2 separate regions of the Homo sapiens genome follow, and region 1 is linked to region 2. A link is an interaction called in ENCODE POLR2A ChIA-PET data of the cell type or tissue named here. Cell type or tissue: B cell. All regions are shown on one strand. Region 1 overlaps DLG4 (discs large MAGUK scaffold protein 4). Region 2 overlaps TNK1 (tyrosine kinase non receptor 1).

What was found. ChIA-PET counts read pairs that join two places held together with the same protein. Peaks named below come from ENCODE experiments on the same cell type or tissue, not always from the same donor. Only the 100,000 strongest peaks of a DNase experiment are listed, where the experiment ranks them.
Region 1: POLR2A ChIA-PET joins it to region 2 with 7 read pairs; 1 of 35 experiments calls an interaction of 5 or more read pairs at or near these places.

The regions. Positions count from the first base shown.
Region 1 is chr17:7,203,908-7,206,407 of GRCh38, forward strand. DLG4 (discs large MAGUK scaffold protein 4) reads right to left here. Exons shown (of 20, transcript NM_001321075.3): 3 at 292-345; 4 at 101-160. Among named protein-coding and RNA genes, the nearest start is that of DLG4, 12 kb to the right of the region's middle. RefSeq lists an enhancer at 1,263-1,312. In B cell, no CTCF peak of the experiment used is centred here; DNase peaks (open chromatin) are centred at 1,294 and 1,364; H3K4me3 peaks cover 1,512 bases; H3K27ac peaks cover 2,429 bases.
Region 2 is chr17:7,383,117-7,385,616 of GRCh38, forward strand. It overlaps TNK1 (tyrosine kinase non receptor 1), which reads left to right. Exons shown (of 13, transcript NM_003985.6): 3 at 134-204; 4 at 309-500; 5 at 593-748; 6 at 854-1,137; 7 at 1,368-1,638. Among named protein-coding and RNA genes, the nearest start is that of TNK1, 3.3 kb to the left of the region's middle. RefSeq lists a silencer at 1,037-1,296. In B cell, no CTCF peak of the experiment used is centred here; a DNase peak (open chromatin) is centred at 1,215; H3K4me3 peaks cover 1,302 bases; H3K27ac peaks cover 951 bases; H3K27me3 peaks cover 724 bases.

The DNA.
Region 1 (2,500 bases), 180 kb before region 2:
AGGAAGGCACAGGGTGAGGGGCTAGCCACCCAGACCACATGGCAGAAAGAAAGGTACAGACGGGAGGCCACGGGGACTGCCGATGGAGGAGCCTGCTCACCCTTTCCAATGTGATTTCCTCGTATTCCATCTCCCCCTCGGTCCCGTTCACCTGCAACTCCAGCACGGGACAGAAACACAAAAGCAGTGAGACAGACATTCCTGTCTGACCACCTGCCCGTCATCTGCTGCCCTCCCTTACTCCCTCCTTCCTTCTGCAATGGCCCCAGCCCCAAAATCTAAACAACTCACATATCCTGGGGCTTCTAGGGTATCTGTGTTGACAATCACTGGGGGAGAATTGGCCTGTTTGGGAAAACAAGAGACAAAAAGCAGCCTGAGCCTTGACTCGAGAGGGAGCCCATAACGGAGGGTCCCATCAGCGTGGCTACCCTTTCAGCCTCTTAGCCAAGCCCACTCCGCCACCCTGAGAGCTGCTCAAGGGCCCAGCCTCAATCCACATCACACACACGCACACGCGTGCACATGCGCACGCGCACACACACGCACAGATGCACACGCGCAAGGATCTAACTCTGCCCAGCCCGGGGCCCCCTGCATGTGGAAGGAGGTGTAGGAGAAGCGGGAAGGGAGACAGCCAGACGGAGAGGGGAGCAGCAGATGGCAAAGAGTGGGGAGAGGGGGGTAGGCTTGGGGGAAGGGAGCTTCTCACCGGATGTAACACCACAGGGTGTTACATGCCTTATGTGCTACACATGGACACCCCAGGGATCATGTCCACCGGGTCCTGGTCCCCATTTCCTGCCCCATCCCCCCAACCCCCCATATCTACCCAGATATTTTCATAACCCTCCCCTAGACTTGCCCCTCACTTTCACAGACATTTGCCCTAAACCCTGCACCCCGGGAATCCGGGGTTCCCCAGCTGCAGGCCCCTCCCTCGGTCTCACCAACCAGCCGTCCAATCCACCCCTTCCTCTAAGGACCGTGTTGCCTAGCAACGGTATCTAGGACCAGTCAAGACCCGGGGAGACCCACCTCCAGGAGGCCCTGTCGTCAGGACAACAGGGGGGTGGGGCGTGGCCTGGGGCCGACCAAACTCCTGAGCGCAGAAGGGATCCGCTAGCCCCGCCTCTCCTGCCCTGGGCCCCGCCCCACGTTAGCCAGGCCGAGAGGAGGCCGGGCTGAAGAGGTTTGTGGGCGCAGCGCATCCTGAATAACCTGCCTTCCTCGCTCCCCTACGCCCCTCACCCTACGCAGTGCAAAGGACGTCAGGAACTGGGAGTGGTGAAAGACATCCGGGTCCTATCCCGCTCATCTACTCCCTCCCCCCACTTCATTCGGGAAAGGGTTAAAGTGGGGCGTGCCCAGGTCCCTGACGTCAATCGCCTGGTCTCTAGACTCCCAGGCGGGGCCCGCTTTAGCCCGGTCCTAGGGGCTTCCCCAATTGCCAGGGCAACCGAAGCCACGTCTCTATGGCAATGGGGGGAGGCCGCCAAGAGCCTCCTTCCGGGGTCCCCAACCTACTTCCTCCTTAAAGAAACATGTATTTGCAGTCGCCCAAGCGCAAGGATTCCCCAGTCTCCTTCCCGCTCTCCCCGTCCAAAGGGGTCCCTCCCCTCTCCTACTGCTATTTCTCAAGCCTACAAACTACCGACCATTTTCAAGCTGTATCACAGATTTCACACCCATAAATCTATTAACACCACCCTCCAACCCTTCACATATCAGCAAATGCTGTTGTCCAACCAACAGTCACTGACTGCCAAAATCTCATCCACGTGTTCATCCCCCATCCCACAGCCCGTCCCCCATCCCACAGCCCGTCCCCCATCCCGCAGCCCGTCCCCCATCCCGCAGCCCGTCCCCCATCCCGCAGCCCGTCCCCCATCCCGCAGCCCGTCCTCCATCCCATAGCCCGTCCTCCATCCCATAGCCCATCCTCAATCCCCATCCCCATCCCTATCCTGGAACCTCCTTCCCAGCACACCCACCTTCATCCACTACGACATTCATTTGCTTCCCATCCCTATCTCTGCCCGCATCCCACATGCTCCATCTCCATCCCTGTCTCGCCCTTCAACATCCATCTTCCAACCCCAGCCTCCATTCTCCATCCGCTTCCCTGGCCCTGTCGCACCCTCCAGCCCCATCCCTTACCAATGTGGCCTCATCCTCCATCCCAATTTCTTTTTTTCCAGAGACAAGGTCTCGCTGTGTCACCCAGGCTGGAGTGCAGTGGTGTGATCATAGCTCACTGCGGCCTTGAACTCCTGGGCTCAAGCAGTCCTCCCACCTCAGCCTCCTGAGTAGCTACAGGCACATGCCACCCCACCCAGCTACTCCATCTCAATTTCTGATTCCCCAGAGAGTTTATCACCATTCTCCCTTACCCTACCTTCATACCCTCAAGATTATTCTCAAGTAACAATCTTACACTTCTCAATCAACTCCCCTCTCTTCTGAAAATTGGGGCTTCTCCTGTTCCCCAGGTGAGGCC
Region 2 (2,500 bases):
GTCTCTCTGTCCACAGCCTATCAGTTGCCTTCCCCCACCACAACCCTCTTCCAGCCCTTTTCTTCCCTGTAAGTCTCTCCGCACTCTTCCCCACACCCACCTCCACTCCAGCCCTGATTCTGGCCTCCCACAGCCCAGCGCAGACTGTCCGAAGCTCTGAAAAGGCTACGTTCTGGGCCTAAGTCTAAGAACTGGGTCTACAAGGTGTGTGTTGTAGGTGGGCAGCTTGGGCCTGGGAATGAGGTGGCTTGAGGGGCAGGGAGGGGGGCGCAGGGCTCTGCATACCGGATTTCCCATCCCTGTTTCAGATCCTTGGAGGTTTTGCCCCTGAGCACAAGGAGCCCACCCTGCCCTCGGACAGCCCACGGCACCTCCCTGAGCCAGAGGGGGGCCTCAAGTGTCTGATCCCAGAGGGTGCTGTTTGCAGAGGGGAGCTGCTGGGTTCAGGCTGCTTCGGTGTGGTGCACCGAGGGCTGTGGACGCTGCCCAGTGGCAAGAGTGTGAGTGTCCAGGGAGCCCGCTTCATCCAGGCCAGCTGCCCCCTCTGTTCTTCATGCCCGCAATGCCTAAAGGCGCTTCCCCCCACCTCCAGGTCCCAGTGGCTGTCAAGTCCCTCCGGGTAGGTCCCGAAGGCCCGATGGGCACAGAACTGGGGGACTTCCTGCGAGAGGTATCGGTCATGATGAACTTGGAGCACCCACACGTGCTGCGTCTGCACGGCCTTGTACTGGGCCAGCCTCTGCAGATGGTGAGCAGATCCAGCCGCTGGTTCCCGGGACAGCCGTGCGGCAGGAGCGTGGGCGGCCAGGGTCCAATGGGTCCGGCTCACGCGGCGCGGTGTTCCCTCCTGCAGGTGATGGAGCTGGCGCCACTGGGCTCCCTGCACGCGCGCCTAACGGCCCCGGCCCCGACACCCCCGCTGCTCGTGGCCCTGCTCTGCCTCTTCCTGCGGCAGCTGGCGGGAGCCATGGCGTACCTGGGGGCCCGCGGGCTGGTGCACCGAGACCTCGCTACGCGCAACCTACTGCTGGCGTCGCCGCGCACCATCAAGGTGGCTGACTTCGGGCTGGTGCGGCCTCTGGGCGGTGCCCGGGGCCGCTACGTCATGGGCGGGCCCCGCCCTATCCCCTACGCCTGGTGAGAGCGGGTCCGCGGGCGGTCGGGCTCTGAGCCGGGCGGATCCGGAGGGCAGCAGCCGAGGGAGATCGGAGGGGGCCGGGCTTCTGAGGGAGGCTTGGACCAGAAGGGTTATCCTCCTAGGCAAAGAGGACTTTTGTGAAAGATGGGTGCACTCGGGGGTGCTCCGTGGAGGGTGGGCCTCCAAGGAGCACGTGTCCCGCCCCTTTCAGCTCCACTTCCTTCGGCAGGTGTGCCCCAGAGAGCCTGCGCCACGGAGCCTTCTCGTCTGCCTCGGACGTGTGGATGTTTGGGGTGACGCTGTGGGAGATGTTCTCCGGGGGCGAGGAACCCTGGGCCGGGGTCCCACCGTACCTCATCCTGCAGCGGCTGGAGGACAGAGCCCGGCTGCCTAGGCCTCCCCTCTGCTCCAGGGCCCTCTACTCCCTCGCCTTGCGCTGCTGGGCCCCCCACCCTGCCGACCGGCCTAGCTTTTCCCACCTGGAGGGGCTGCTGCAAGAGGTGGGAACCCCCGACCTCACCAGATACACAGTCCCTCTTCCCTCCATTCGCTCTCCCAGGGTTCCATGCGAAGACTAACACATCTAGATGTCTGTGCTGGGCTCTGGGACTCAGCTCTGAGCAAAACAGATGCAGTCCCTACCTGCAGGGAGATCAGAGCCCTGGGGAGGCAGCTTGGGGCTACACAGATGCAGACTGAAAGGCTGGGGTCTGTGTCTGGGCCAGGAAAGGGGCATAGAGGAGACAGCACTCAGTTGCAGTCGTGTTGACACGCAGAGGAAGAGAAGGGCTCAGCGTGGGAGGGGAAAATAGAAATAATGAAGCCGCAGGCCGGGCGCGGTGGCTCACGTCTCTAATCCCAGCACTTTGGGAGGCGGAGGTGGGCAGATCACCTGAGGTCGGGAGTTCAAGACCAGCCTGACCAACATGGAGAAACCCCGTCTCTACTAAAAAATACAAAATTAGCTGGGTCTGGTGGTGCATGCCTGTAATCCCAGCTACTCGGGAGGCTGAGGCAGGAGAATCGCTTGAACCTGGGAGGCAGAGGTTGCGGTGAGCCGAGATCACACCATCGCACTCCAGCCTGGGCAAAAAGAGCGAACTCCGTCTCAAAAAAAAAAAAAAGAAGAAGAAGAAGAAGTAATGAGGCCACAGAGAGAGCAGGAGCTGTGTCATGGAGGGCTTTGCAAGGCGTGTTAAGCTAACACGTAGAGCACTTGACCTGTGCAGGACACTGCACTGTGCACTTTACATGGGCGCTTATGCAGATTCGCTCATTTAATGCTCTCAACCACTGGATGAGGTAATTATTATTAGTAGTATTTTATTTTGAGACAGTCTTGCTCTGTCACCCTAGCTGGAG